Regions from separate parts of the Homo sapiens genome. Here region 1 is linked to region 2. A link is a loop called in an ENCODE intact Hi-C map of the cell type or tissue named here. Cell type or tissue: CD4-positive, alpha-beta T cell. All regions are shown on one strand. Region 1 has its middle 54 kb from the start of LINC02695. Region 2 overlaps PICALM (phosphatidylinositol binding clathrin assembly protein).

Region 1 (8,000 bases), 97 kb after region 2:
GTGAGCCAAGAAAAAAAAAATATATATATATATATCTGTCCCTTAGTCGCCATTAGTACCACTGTATTTGTCATGCATCTGGATTTCTGACTTAGCTAACACGGTAAGAGAACCCACAGATACAATATAGAAAAGCTTCATTCTCAGAAACTCTCCCTATGCGAGCTGGAGTTTTTGGGAGGGAGGTGGGAGAGAAGTGTGGTTTAGTAAGAGCACACCATTTCCGGGCTGGAGGCCTCAGCCATTCCCTGCTGCACAGTTAACTGCCCATGCAGTCTTGGACCAAGGCATCTTGTTGTCTCGTTCTTTGCCCACTGAACACACAGGCTCTGAGAGTCTTGGATGGAGGTGGAAAGCATTCGCATCTTGAAAAGGATGTAGTTGGGGCACTTGTGGCCTTGTTTGTTTCTTTCCAGAGCTCTGGCTACTGTATTGGAAAAGGTAAACTTTCAGATCTGCAGGGATGAAAAAGTGTGTTGCTTCACAACTTAGCATCTACCTGATACTGCCTGGAATGTAACATTTAATGTGTTTAATTATCATGGTCAAATGAATCATCAGTGAAAATCATTATCAACTAAATATGTTCTGTTTTTTTTTAAACAAAAGATTCCAACTTTGTTTAGTTTTAGGTTCAGATGCCAAGTTTTTTAAGCTGAGGAATAGGCTTGCTTTATATTCTGACCTTCTACAGTCTCTACCTCTACCTCTCCTTGAAAATTCTGAATCCCTTCTGTATTTAGGAAGTAATAGAGAAGGCTGTCTTTCCTAATGGTTTCACCGGCCTCTCATCAACCGAAACTGAAAGCCTTTGGAATTCTCTCCACCATTTCACCACTGCACTCTTGAGTCCTCTTGATTCTATCCCCAGATTATTCTTACATGTATTCCCTCTTGTCCAGCACATTAATTGAGGTTCTCAGACTGAGTTATTCTAACTGCCTTTTAACTAATCTCTCTGACTCCAAGACCTCATTATCAAGCCAGCCTTTGCACTGCTACAAAACTAACCTCCCTAAAACACAGGTTACACTATGGCCCTCTCTTCCTTTCTGGGCATATCCTTATAACGCAGGGAATAAAATACAAAATTCTAGCATGCTATTCAAGGCCACCTCAAGTCTTGACAATGCTTTGTGAGCCCAACCTCTGGAAAATGAAAAATACATAGAAGAAAAATAAATTTATAAAATAAGCTGGATATAGTTCATAAAATCTGTGTCCAAAAATCTACTGCAAAAAGTGTTTTGTGTGTGTGCATACAAATATAAATTTAGATAGATAGAGATATGTATATGACACACAATGTTATAAATGGTTAAGATTTCTAGACAAGCCCATACAAATCTATTTGATGTATAATTTGTAAACAAACTACTGTGCATGTGCAACAAAATTACTCTGCAATGCCGATAAATAAAATAGGAAAACCATTAAAATTTAAAATAATTTTTAAGAAATATATCTTGACCACTGACCCTTGAGATGACAAGATGGACAGATGACTCCATTTGTCTTTATAGCTAACATTTACACTGTGCTTACAATATGCCAGGCCATATTCTAAGAGCTTTACAAGCAATAGCTTTACAAGTATTTGATCTCACAACAACCTTATAAAATAGATACTATTTCTCCATTTTGTAAACAAGGAAACTGAGGCATGGGGTAATTAACTTGCCCAAAGTCACATGCAAACTGGTAAAGGTGGGATTTGAATTCAGACAGCTTGGTTCCGAAGTTACCACTGCTTAAATTAGCACAGCCATTATGGAAAACAGTATTAAAGTTCCTCAAAAAATTAAGCATAGAACTACCATGTGATCCAACAATGTCACTACTAGGTATATATACAAAGGAAATGAAATCAGTAAATTGAAGAGATATCTGCACTCCCATGTTTACTACAGCATTATTGACAATTGCCAAGATATGGAATCAATCTAAGTGTTCAACAATGGATGAATATGGATAAAGAAAATGTGATATATATATATGTATATATATACCACAATGGAATACTATTCAGCCGTAAGAAATAACGAAATCCTGCCATTTGCAACAACATGGATGAATCTGGAAAACATGTTAAGTGAAGTAAGCCAGACATAGAAAGACAAACACAACACGTTCTCACTCATATGCAGAATTTTTAAAAATTGATCTCTGGCTAGATGCAGTGGCTCAGGCCTGTAACCCTAGCAATTTGGGAAGCCGAGGCGGGTGGATCACCTGAAGTCAGAAGTTTGAGACCAGCCTGACCAACATGGTGAAACCCCATCTCTACTAAAAATACAAAATTAGCCAGGCATGGTGGCACATGCCTGTAAACCCAGCTACTGGGGAGGCTGAGGCAGGAGAATTGCTTGAACCCAGAGATAGACGTTGCAGTGAGCCAAGATTGTGCCACTGCACTCTAGACTGGATGACAAGAGTGAGATTCTGTCTCAAAAAATAAATCAATCAATAAATAATTATAAAAATAAAGATAACCAAAGTTTCCACATTTAATGACAATTCTATCTTGAGAGCCACTGTAGAGTTACCAGGAGGAGCTAGAGCTGGTTAATGGTGGAGAATGTGCAGGAAGTGTCTAAAACTGTCAGGGCTAGACTGGCTGGGGAACAAAACTGGGTAGTCAGGATTGGGTATTGGGTACATGATGTTTTACTGAGGTAGTTTTAGTGCCAGTGATATTTCAGTGTTCAGACTTAATTCATTACTGTAAAGAATAAATTATTAAATTTTCAGCTTTTAAAAAATCATCAAATAATCTGTGTAGATAATCTCCTTAATGTCAGGATGAAATGAGGGTCAGATGAGGAATTCAGGAATGGGGCTGGACACAGAGATGTGGTGAGAGATGGTGAAGCTTATGAATGGGGTAAGGTTGTTACCCATGTCATTTGTTCATTTTTTAAAAGTGATAACCAATTTCTCTGAGTCTAAGATCTCCTAATCAAGCCAGCCCTTGCACGGCTACAAAACTAACCTCCCTAAAACACAGGTGAGACTATGGCACTCTCTTCCTTTCTGGGCTGCTCCTTATTGGCTTGATTTTTAGGGTCCAGTATATCCAAAGTGTCAAAACAAAAATGTATTACTTCAGAGGGACATGCAGGAGGAAGAGGTTAAGCACTGAGTGCTAACCACAGTCTGCCTTGGGCAGAAGCAGAAAGAAGCCTCAGGCCAAATGATAGAAGGGAAGTCGCTTTCTGTTTTTGTTGCCGGAAAGGGCAAAGAATCAAAACACCACTTTCGCAATGAATGATCTTACAAAATTGCAATAACTGTGACAAGACCTGAAAGACAAAACGCATTTTTGAAACATCTTCATGCAGTATCTTTTTGCTTTGAAGTATTTCCCATTTGAAAATTGGGATTGTTTGATGATGTACCATCATCTCTGGTATCAAGACAAATACCAAGACAAATCTTGGTAGATCAAGACAAATAAAATATTGTGAGAAAATTGGGATACAGAACCAGGTTCAAATCCAGGCTTTACCACGTATCAGCTGTGTGTTTTTAGGCAAATCTTAACCTCGCTGAATCTCAGTTCTTTCATTAATTAAAGGGGAATAATTTTACTACCTGAGCCTTAGGATTGTTAGAGTGCCTCAGACAGTCAGCATTCAGTAAATATTCAAATATTCATCAAATAGCAACAGTGGTTAGTGGGATTACAGTTGATTATTTATTTTAGGTCTCTGTATTTCTTAGATTGTCTACCATGAGTATATGTTGTTTTTGTAATTAGAAAGAAAAATAAAACTTATTCTTTTTAAAAATGAAGGCCGGAGGGCTGGATACAGTGGCTCATGCCTGTAATCCCAGCACTTGGGGAGGCCAAGGCAGGAGGATCACTTGAGCCCAGGAGTTGGAGAGCAGCCTGGGCAACATGGGAAAACCCTATCTCTATCAAAAATACAAAAATTAGCCAGGCATGGTGGTGTATGCCTATAATCCCAGCTACTTGGGAGGCTGAGGTGGGAGGATGGTTTGAACCCAGGAGGCGGAGGTTGCAGTGAGCCGAGATCGCACCACTGCACTCCAGCCTGGGCAACAGAGCCACACCTTGTCTCAAAAAAAAGGCCTGGTGTGGTCACTCATGCCTGTAATCCCAGTGCTTTAAAAGGCCAAGGAGGATCGCTTGAGGCCAGAAGTTCAAAACCAGCCTGGGGAATGTAGTGAGACCTCGTCTCTACAAAAAATGGAAAAACAAAAAAAAATTTAACTGGGTGTGGTAGCACACGCTTGTAGTCCTAGCTATGTAGAAAGCTGAAGCAGGAGGATCTTTGGAGCCCAGGAGTTTGAGGCTGCAGTGAGCCATAATCATGCCACTGCACTACTGCCTGGGCAACAGAGCAAGACTCTGTCTCAAAAAAATAATAATAATAAAAATTAAAGACGAGGGGCATAATTTCTCATATTTTTACATTTGCTCTCCCCACCCTTGTCTCTTTTATGTCTCTTTCTGCTGTTATAAAGAGTGCATGCTGTCTATGCAGCGATATTCAGAAGGCATCATAGAATGACAGTCATTCTCTATTCTCCAGCACAGTGCTTTTGGGGTCAGCTGACTCTACCCAGGCCTGCAGTACTGAAATGAGGCTCAGATCAGGGTGGTGTCTGTGTCCACGGGAGATCTGTTCTCTCGATTACATATCGATTCCCATCCTACCATTTCCTCAGTTTGACACTAAGCTGGATGCTCCCAGCCATCCCCAGTCCTCAGACAACTGTATTTTTTCCCTCTAGTTTTATTTATTCGGCACCAAGGCCTAGTGGCACCGACATGGCTGCAGGAGTCAAGCCTGCAGTTGGTCTTTGAAAAACAGGGAGAGTGTGGGCGAGTGCATTAAAGGAAGCAAAGCTCTGGCAGCAAACCAGCTTCTAATCTTGACGCCACCCCTGGTTCTCTTCTTTTCTTTATCATTTTAGGCTTGTGGGTCCCAGATCTCCATATTTGCCTTCTGGAACTGCTTTAGCAATAAGAAAAAAGATGGATGAGGGAATTAGGGCCGAGTTACTCCAGCCCCATGAAGCACTCCAGCACCAGGAAGCATAACCTGAGGCTCCATCACGTTTGGAGCTGCCTGCCTTGCAGTGGCCCATCCCTCTCATGCAGAGGGCCTATTTTCAGAGTCACAGAGGTAGGGAAAGAGCCAAAGGGCCAGAGTCTTTCTGAATATGTGGGCTTTGGGAGTACAAGGTGCCCATCATCAGATTCCTCTCAAACCCGTGGCTACTTGCTTGCTCCCATCCCAGTAAACATTGTCGCCATCCACCAGCTGCCCAAGTCAGAAATCTAGGAGTTGCTTTGGACCACCTTCCTTTCTTCACATGTCTCATCCAAGTATACACACAATCCTACTTACTCTACTTTGTAAAAGTGGCCCTTGAAGCCACCCACTTCCCATTTCCAACTAGTTGAGACAAATATGCTCTTCTGTCTCTATAACTGGTATCCCCCAAATATGACAATTGTTTAAATGCCTGGTAGTCCCAAATAACAGCAAGAGAGCATAAGGTCACACAGACAGTCAGTGACACATAGATCCAGAGGGGAGTGCAGGCTTCCTGATTCCTAGTCCAGCACTCCTTCTGGATTTGTTCATTTGTTCAATATGCTGTATTGAGCCCTTAAGAGATGCCAGTCACACTGCTAGATACACTTATCTCTGGGGTTTCTCCAGGGTCACCTCTGGGGTGACTTCCCATATTGGATTATGGTTTTCTGCCTGTTATTTTATGTCCCTTTGCTCCGGCATATCACAGAGTAGGGCATCCCTCAGGCCCCTGCCGGACCTCTCATCCTAGCAATCCACAAGTTGGCTTCTGTGTGGTTTACTCACAACAGCTTCTAAGCTGTGGGGCCAACAGAAAATACACACATTGAGGCATTTCTCCAGAGGAAGAAACTATGTGAGTCAAACATTTAAGCCACAAGTAAGTGCAACTATTTCCCTCTAGACCAAACTTCTGTACATAGGAAAGGGGAACAGGAAGGTTGATCTGGGTTCAGTTTTCATTCCTATCTCACTCCATGACATCTTGGGAAGGAGGAGCTCACAGCATAAGTCCTTAGCATATCCAGAATTCCACTGATTCATTTAACACATGTTAATGAAGGTGTGCCATGTGCCAGGCATCAGCATGGGTTCTAGGAACCCAGTGCTCTGTCACACAGATGGAGATTCTGTCCTAGGGGATTTTGTAGACTCACACAATTGGACGTAACCTACTACTTAGTTTCCTTTTAAATACATTCATTTTTTAATGCCATATTCACAAATTTCAAATAAAGGATTATAGAATCATAGAATACAGGAGACACAAAGGAGATACTCATTTAACCCAATGCCTTTCTCCTCTTAGTCAATGTTTAAATCTCTTTCCCAATATCCCTCTCAAGTGATCATGTGATTCCTCCTTGGACACCCACAATGACAGAGGATTTACTGCCTCCAAGGTGATCTATTCTATTTCTGAACAGCAGCAAGGGTTAAATGTTCTTCCCTGTGTGAAGCCAAAATCACTTTCCCTAAAACTTGTATTGCGTTCTGCCCTTTGGGCCTATACAGGACAAGACAGTCTCTTCCATTCTGAGTGGGCCCTGGCTATGTGAGGATGGTTGTTACAGTGCCCAAGTATTCTCCAAACATCTCCCCTTGATGCTCCCTCTCCCCTTGAACATGGTTTTGAGCTCATTCTCTAGTCAAATGGCCAACAGAGCCACCCTCCCCTGCCCAACTCTGTGGAAGGAACTTCACGTAAACAATATTTTCCTTGATTCTCCCACATTAAGTTCAGAGATCATGCCACTATAGAGCATCCTTCTCTCACCTCTACAATACCCCATCACTTGTGTAACTCTGTATGTACCATTGAAACAAGCAGGCAAACTAGAGCTAATAATATTGAGCTTTCAGGGTGGCTTTGATTAAAAGAGATAATGAATGTTGAATCAAATACTGAACAAGTATTGATTGAACACTCATCCTACACTGCACACTGTGCTGAGCTCCGTGTGTGACACCATTCTGAGGAAGATAGAAAAGGTCTCTAACCTTACGGAGATTTTAGCCTAGATCCTGAACATAAGCCCCTCTCCAGGGCTTGTACAGTTTTAACCAAAGGTGGGGGTCTTCAGAAGCAAATCTCCATGACCTAAGCTGAAAGCTCAAAAATGGTACCATTATGATGGTCATCATGATGAACTTAGATACGACCATATTAATGCCAATACAGCCTTTAGATGTTACAATTTCCCTGTGAGAATAATACTTTTGGAAACCTAAGAAAGTCCATAGTGGTATTTCTAATGACTAACAACCATGGTATCAACTATGGCCTCATTTTTTCCTACTAGAAACTCCGTATTTCCCATAAATCAAGGAGTTTTATAATAAATGACCTGGGTTAGCTTCTACTGAGCGACTATTCTAATCTGGATCACTTTTCCTACCTTGGTCAAACCAAATGTGAGATTTTAGGGCAAAGCAGCAGTTTTATTGAGGGAAGTGCAGTTGCACTTACAGGCATGGTGCCAGGCGCCTTTCCTCCTTCCACTGTCTGCTATAGTCATTATCCTGACCACAGTTCTCTTCGGCCACCATCTTATTCGGCATGCTACAGTTGACAGAATTTGCATCCAATATTAAAGAGGCTTTCAGCTTTTCCAAAAGCTGTGCCTTGGCTTCCTTATCATTTCACATTACAGCTTGCACATTGTTTGGTCAGGGAACTGATGGGAATGGAAGTTATTTACTGAAAAATAAATCACCTCTTATTTCAGTTGAAACCACTGTTCTTCCTGTTTCTCTGTTACTGTCAGATAATCCACCATCTTGGGTGGAGTGTGCATGAAACCACTACCTAACATATGACCAGGGGAGGGAAGTGACCACAGGATATCACTATCTGTGTCAGAAGAGTGGCAAATGTTTAGCAGGAAGCACTTCGCATTTACTGGTACAGCAGAGTTGTATATCTGG
Region 2 (8,000 bases):
GTGGTGAGCCAAGATCATGCCACTGCACTCTTGTCTGGGCAACAGAGTGAGACTCTATCTCAAAAAAAAAAAAAGTGCAGCTGTAGGAAAAAAATCAGTATATTAGCACAACTAGATATGCTATTTCTGTCACTGTGTTCTTAGCAACATGAATGGACTAAGATTCCCACACTTAAAAATTAGAAAATGTAAAAATAGAGTGGAACATGGTGACATGCACCTGTAGTCAGCTACTTGGAAGGCTGACAGGAGGATCCCTTGATCCCAGGAGTTCAAGGCTGTAATGTACTATAATCATGCCTGTGAACAACCACTGCCCTCCAGCCTGGGAAACACAGTGACACTCTGTGTCTAAAAAAAAATAAATTAAAATAAATTTTAAAAGGCAATCCTCCCCCCACCAGAAATGTAAAAATAATTCTACCATTTGTAAAATTGCCAGGTAAAATGACAGCACTTTCCCTCTCTAAAAACTATTCAATAGAAAAACTGCCATAAGTCTTCACAAATCATCTCATTATCTGGTCTGTTTATTTTAACAAAGTTCTTCCTGAAGAAGGTAACCTGAAAAGACCTCCAACAATGCTAGTTTCAGGTGCTTATGAAGAAATAAAAAATTTAACAGAGGTAAGTATTCCTGGGAATATATACCACATAATTGCAAAATTGTGTTGGGTGTCTTCAGAACTTTAAAAAGCAACAAAATCATTTTGGGAGGCCGAGGCGGGCAGATCACGAGGTCAGGAGAGCGAGACCATCCTGGCTAACACGGTGAAATCCCATCTCTACTAAAAATACAAAAAAATTAGCTGGGCATGGTGGCGGGAGCCTGTAGTCCCAGCTACTCAGGAGGCTGAAGCAGGAGAATGACATGAACCCGGGTGGCGGAGCTTGCAGTGAGCCGAGATCGCGCCATTGCACTCCAGCCTGGGCGACAGAGCATGACGCCGTCTCAAAAAAAAAAAAAAAAAAAAAAAAGGCAACAAAATAAAGTTATGTTGCAGATGCAGAGATCAGAAATATAGAAATATACATGAGGAACGAAAGAAACAAACTGTCTTAGTGTTATAAGAATGGATGGTGATAGTCTGTGAAAAAATTTCTAATGTAAATTAGAAAGATCTTACACAAAAGGAAAGATGTTATATAACTTTAAAAAAGGGGCTGTGGATGACCAAAAAAACACAAAATATCCAATATATACATGAATGTAAAATGAGTCAAATGTCATGTGGTGAGGTATGTATGAGTGGCGAAAAGAAACTACTATTTTAAAATCACAGATTACTTCTCTTTCTAATAACTTTTTAAAATTTTATTGATTTATTTTTATAGAGACGAGGTCTCCCCCTCTGTTGCCCAGGCTAGTCTGGAACTCCTGGGCTCAAGGGATCCTTCTCCTCGGCCTCCCAAAGTGCTGGGATTACTACAGATGTGAGCCACCGCACTCAGCCAGATTACTTTTTATAGTAATCTTTCATATGTATTCTAACTAGTGAGTTTCAATATTATGAGGCTGACTGCTTCATCTATATCCCTAACATTTACATATTTAAATAGGTTAAATAAATAAAACTTGAGGGGCTGTCAATGTCTCTGGGAAAATGCAGGCTTGCTTTATATTTGGGGTTACCTTACATTCAGGTACAAACAGTATAGGTGTATATATGTTTAAGTGTGTGTATATATTCCAAAATGCTTTAAGTGAGACACAGGATGAAGCCACACACTTTCAGAGCTATCCCTTTTGCTGGAAATGACCCGGATGCAATTCAAATAAACAATGGATTCACCTAAGTATATGCCAAATACTTAGATATACAAAGCTGAGAAGATGCAAAATTTCTCCCCTACTAAACTGAGGTCTTTGGGGGTAAAGATACAGCCTCACAATACATTATGGTGATTGTAATCTGTATGTATAGGATTCAGAGATGGCAAAAAGACCAGGCAATTGTTTTGGAGGGGAAAGCAAATTTTCCCTGGTTTCAATTTCATACTCTCTTAACTCATCATACAATAGTTACAGCACTTTTCACACTTCATTACAATTACTAGCTCATATATCAGTCTCTCCTATGAGAGAGCTCACTAAAGGCAGTCCATGACTTCTTCATCCTCAAATTGCCAGCACCTAGCAGGATACACCTTAAATATTTATTAAATTAATACTAGTAAATGAAATGTAACTTAGAAGACATCTGTAGAAAGCAACAATATTCTATTTAGTCTAAGCTTCAGTGCAGCAAATTTGGAAAAAAATATATTAGCAATCTAGAGAGCAGCATAATTGCTTTTTCAAGTTTATACCACCCCATATTCCTCCTCCTGCCACTATACTGATATTATGAACTACCTCAATAAAAAGCCTCTACTTCAAGAACGGAACACAGAAGAGATTTTTTAAAAGGCATTTTCCTGGCAGAGAAAGGACTGACATCCTTTTTATTTGTGGCAGAGGAAAGATGAGGAACTGAAAAGGGAATATGTAGAGAAGAAAGAATTCAGATAGAACTGGGTACACAAAGCAAACTCCTAAGATACTATATATTAATATATGTCTGAAATTTAGCCTCTTAAGTCATGGCTGAACCCAAGCCAAATTTACCGAACTGTTCAAACTTTAATTTTAAAAGTGCAAACTAAATTGTTTTAAATGAAGTCATTATGTAATTGCTCTAAAATTTTAATCAACACTGAAAACACATTTTTCAGATCAGTCTAATCTACTGTCTCTTAAAATTATCTTTCATTTGTCTCTTTACCCACTAATGTCATAAATACAAAAACTCTTAGAACAAAAGTGGAAAGTTTAAGTCATGAAAATGCTCTATAGAAAAACATATACTCTTGGAATACTCTGACTTCACTGCCACTGACTTGTATTTTCAAATGAAAGAGTTGTTCCTCCCCCCTCCTCTGATTATCAAAATGTTTTAAATTACTACGTAAGCCTTCTTAATATAAGAAAGTGTAAACCTAGAGCTTTCCGTTGGCATTCTGGTAAACTCTGCATTCCTACCACTAGATGGCAGACTGTACAGAGGAACAACAGGACCCTGGCAAGAACACAGATGCATTCAGGCTCATCTGTAAACCACATTCTTAAATCTGAGATTGTTTAGGATTCCATTCTAGTACTCTAAAGTGGTGATTTTCAAACCTAGATACCTTAGGCCCATCCTAGATTCCAAATAAGGATTACTGTAAGGGATGAGGAAAATCATATTTTGGTAAGCACCATCTCAAAGATTTATTACTTCTATGTCAATTTTAAATTTATCAGAAATACAAGACAATAAAAAGCTACTTAATGGAATAAAAACTCATCACTTAATATAAGAATTAAAAATTTTATTTAAACAATAAGAAAACAAACTGAAAGTATTACAGTGCTCCAACATGAAAAAATAACATATTCATGGTATAAATTACATTCTCTTCTTTGAAGATCTTAAATTTCACAATGACAACCCCACCTATAGGAAAGAAAACATATTAAGTATCAAGTAATTTAAGAACAAATGCCAAAATTACAAACACTTTTTTGTATTACATGCTAAGAACTTACTAACTGTTCGTTAGCCCAGTTAAATATCATCAGGACTCTCAAAAAAAAAAAAAAATCTAGTACTGGATCAGAAAAATACAGAAACCTCATTTCCTAAGCAAAATGAAAGTCAACTAACAATACATTGAGAATACTACTTACCTCCACCAATGCTGTGAACCCAAGCAGGGTCCAGAGTGGGGGCAGAAAAATTCTCCTTTCTTTCCAACAAGACAGGGAAAAAGAAACCAACAACTGAGAGGCTCTGCAAGTGCAGATCAGAGTACTATAAAGGAAAAAACATTTATGGTATAATATCTATAATTATTTATAGATAATTCTGGAGAGGTTAAAGGAATTGGGACTAAGTCTGGAGAAAAGTACGTTATTAGTTAGGAATGACCAACCGTCCTGGTTTTGCTGGAACAGTCCTGGTTCACACCTGTTGTCCAGGGTCCCATTCAGATAGCACACCCTTTCACTCTTAAAAGTGACCCAAGTTTGGATGACATATTACACATCACCTTAGTTATAAGCACACTAATAAAAGTTTACATGTAGCTAAGAAATTAATACACTACCAGTAGCAGCTATTCACAGTGCATTTGCATTTTCCTTTTATGAGTGCTATATTCTAGTTCTTAGCCTCCTTAAAACACAAACATGCTTCTATTCTGCCTACTTTGCCCTCTAACCCCTCTACCCATGACCATTTTTAACAATAATCTCTGCTTCTGTTTTTTTCACCCCGGGAAACTCATCTAATTTCTTAACCTCAAAGAAAATCTCTATGCAAATCATTCACAAATTTCTTCTCAGAAAAATCAATCTAAGGTCTTCTGGGGGAGTTAGAGACATTAGAATTTTTCACCTCTGTGTCCAAAAACATCTCACGTTTAAAAAACAAGAACATGGTCTCAACTATAACCTAAATGTCCCATTTTTGTTTTAATTAATAACACTCATTCTTAACTTTGTTAAATTCTCAGGAATCCTGTCTCTTTGTATCTTCCACAATGTGACACAGCGCCTTATACATGTGTTCATATGACAGCATAAATATTTGTGGATTTGTAAGTGAAACAAAGGCTCATTTCTCCACTCATAAGATCCAGGAGACAGAAGTAAGGGTAACAGCGAAAAAGCCTTCCCTGTAGGTAGGTTAAAGTTTTTCGTTAAGAGCCAAACCCATGTCTAAATTAAGTAGGAATCCAGAAGATTTTTCATCTCTTCTCTTAAAAATTTTTAAATTCTGCCCAGTCACAGGGAATAATGGATTGCAGTTAGACTCTCTGCCAGAGGCTCCCTCACTCAGAAAACACAAGTTCCGTTCCATGTCCCCAATGCACACAGAACAACGAGAATCTTTATATTCCACTTTCATGAAGCTTTGCAAACCTCAGTAAGAACAAACAGAAATCCCATTTATTCTAGTATTAACTGCATACTATAATACGCCAATAGTGTCTTAGGAGTTAGAAATATACAATAGTGGACAAAGTTTCTATTATCACGGAGCTTATATACTAATGGGAGGAATGTAATCAGTAAACAAATGAACAAATAGATGGTGGCAAGTGCTAAAAATTTCTTAGCTCTTGGAAGGGATGGAGCTATGTGTTTGAGGGAGGTTGCTAGGAAGGAGCCCCACATAAAATGACTTTTAAGAATTATGGCAACAGTGGTAGTGTGTCACCAGTGGCCTGGAGGCCTATGGAACTGACCATCATGATCAACTACCACCTTCCACATAGTGAGTAAGTGTGAAGGCCTCCCATTCATTCTATATCTCACATGTCTGCTCCACCTGTGCCAAACCAAAGACACATCAAACGGGATCGTCTCTTGGTAATTTTGCAAAGCCTCTAGTTTTACGTATATAGTACCAGACGGTGGAAATCTCATTTATTTATTCACATGCTTCACAATTAAAACAATCTGATCACTTTAAGTGACTCAAAATTACACGAGCCATTTATTACACGATTAAGTGACGTAACTGTAGCTAGTAAGCATGTGAAGACCCTGTAAGCCAGGGGTTCCCAACCCCCAGGCCGTGGACCATTACTGGCTCATGACCTGTTAGGAACTGGGCCACACAGTAGCTGGTGAGCTAGGAAGCATTACTGCCTGAGCTCTGCCTCCTATCAGATCAGCAGGGGCATTAGATTCTCATAGGAGCGCGACCCCTATTGTGAACTGCACATGCAAGGGATCTAGGCTGTGCACTCCTTATGAGAATCTAATGCCTATGATCGAGGTGGAACAGTTTCATCCCGAAACCATCCCTCCACACACCCCCTGCCAGTCTGTGGAAAAACTGTCTTCCATGAAACCACTCCTTGGTGCCAAAAAGGTTGGGGACCGTTGCTGTAAGCCACTGAGTAACAAGTGAAAGCCATTTCTGAAAAATCATTTTTCAAACTGCTGGAAACCAACTGCAGTAATGGCGGATGTAGCACCAAATAATAACCTATCTACATGGCTTTAAATTTTGAAATAATACTCTCTAAGTGGAAAATATGAGCAATTTTAATACATTATTAATATATCACTATAAAATAAAGCCATTAATAAATCACTACAAAATAAAGCCAGAGTTATTTTTCCTAATAAGTTTAATATTACGCCTTTAAGTTTCTACAAGAAGGAAAAATCACCAGGATTATTCTACAAGAAGAAATAATCACCAGGACAAAAAATATCTCTATCCTCATACACCTCATAACCATACACCTGTTCTTATAAGATTCCTAGAAGGGTACAGTGGTATGCACCTGTAGTCCCAGCCACTCAGGAGGTTGAGGTGGGTGGATCACTTCAGCCCAAGAGTTTGAGGCTGTAGTATGCAATGATGACAACTGTGAATAGCCACTGAACTCCAGCCTAGGCAACATAGTGAGACCCTGTCTTGAAATTCAAAAAAAAAAAAAAAAAAAAAAAAAAGACTCCATATAACCCACATTCACCTATTTCCTATTTCTCAGCACTAAAAAGTCTGACAATTTTACTTCCTGACAAATGTCTTTCTTAAAAGGAATTATAAAATTTTATATAGATCTATATTTATACAATATCCCATTTATTTTCAAAACCACATTCTATCTATGAATGGATATATGAAGAGTCTCCTAAATTTCTTAAAGAGTGTATCTTTATCCTGGCTTGTGTGAGAAAGTAATATACATTTTAAGTGGTCTAGACAAGTAGGAAGGGAAATTTAATCATCTTTCTCCCATCATTCTACAGTACCAATCTTTCACCAACTTTTTTTTGCTATGATGCCAAACGATCTTCAAATAAACCTTCTACCCAACCACAGCTTTTCAAGTTAATCTCTTCCTAAACTTGACAAACACTGGAGAATGTTAACTAGTTTTTACTTTCATTGCTACATTAGATACTCTCCAGAGTGACTGGGATTGGCAGGTATCTTGTTTTTAACTCTTTCTACAAGATATTTCATTAAAGTTAATTTCTCCCATTAAAAATCTTCTGGCTCACATTTATTTGATAGTCTGTCCTAAGAGCTATTCATTTTCAATATCTGCTTCAAATACTGATAATGAAGATTTTAATTTGCCATCACTGAAGTTCTGCTCTAGACTCTCTGGCTTCCATGCATGGTCCCATCCATTTCCATGTGCTACAACTGTACTATAACAAGACTAACCAACACATCAGAATGAGCAAAAAAAATCTAGAATCAAATTCGAGATTCATGATTCACCATTGTGATTTCAGGCATGTTAATTAGTCACTCAGTTTCCATTTCAACATTTAAAAAATAGGACTAATACTTAATTTTCACAACATCTTGGCTTAGTAAGGTGATATATTTAGGGTATTTTAAAAGTACCCTAAAGCTTTAAAGCATCATTACAAATATTTTCATTTCTTTCTTACCATCATTTTGTATTGATGTTTTCCCTCATTTTAGGAGACAACTCCTCTATCACCTTTCCAATACACTGTCATGAAAATAGCTCAAACTCAATTACTGCTGCAAAACCTTCATTATCTAATGCCCAATTTCTTCATCAACTGGGAAGTGTTACCATAGATCCTTGCACTCAATCTTAAGAGTGGCAAAATCTTTATAATGCACATATGATTTCTTTCTTTCTTAATAAAGACAGGGTCTTACTCTGTCACCCAGACTGGAGTAGCTGGGACTACAGGTACATGCCAGCACATGCAGCCAATTTTTAAATTTTCTGTAGATACAAGGTCTCACTATGTTGCCCAGGCTGGTCTCAAACTCCTGGCCTTAAGTGATCCTCCCACTTTGGCCTCCCAAAGTGTTGGGATTACAGGCATGAGCCACCGTGCTTGGCCAAGATTTCTTTATACATTACAAAATTCTTTCATATCCTTAGTCTTCCAATTTAACAACAGCCTTGTGCCAAGGCAAGGAATGCTCTATTATAATATCTCTATTGCAAAGATT

Evidence for each region. Hi-C counts contacts between places; a loop is a spot of excess contacts. Peaks named below come from ENCODE experiments on the same cell type or tissue, not always from the same donor. Only the 100,000 strongest peaks of a DNase experiment are listed, where the experiment ranks them.
Region 1: a loop joins it to region 2, with 1.8 times the contacts of the local background. A loop is called at or near these places in 7 of 110 quality-filtered maps.

Annotation. Positions count from the first base shown.
Region 1 is chr11:86,135,929-86,143,928 of GRCh38, forward strand. No RefSeq gene overlaps it. Among named protein-coding and RNA genes, the nearest start is that of LINC02695, 54 kb to the right of the region's middle. RefSeq lists a cis regulatory region at 7,665-8,000. In CD4-positive, alpha-beta T cell, no CTCF peak of the experiment used is centred here; DNase peaks (open chromatin) are centred at 3,193, 5,913 and 7,903; H3K27ac peaks cover 1,327 bases.
Region 2 is chr11:86,039,050-86,047,049 of GRCh38, forward strand. All of the region lies in intron 1 of PICALM (phosphatidylinositol binding clathrin assembly protein), which reads right to left. It overlaps LOC124902730 (a long non-coding RNA gene), which reads right to left. Exons shown (of 2, transcript XR_007062822.1): 1 at 3,713-8,000; 2 at 3,340-3,479. Among named protein-coding and RNA genes, the nearest start is that of PICALM, 26 kb to the right of the region's middle. In CD4-positive, alpha-beta T cell, CTCF peaks have their summits at 3,061 (motif pointing right) and 3,265; a DNase peak (open chromatin) is centred at 3,052; H3K27ac peaks cover 605 bases.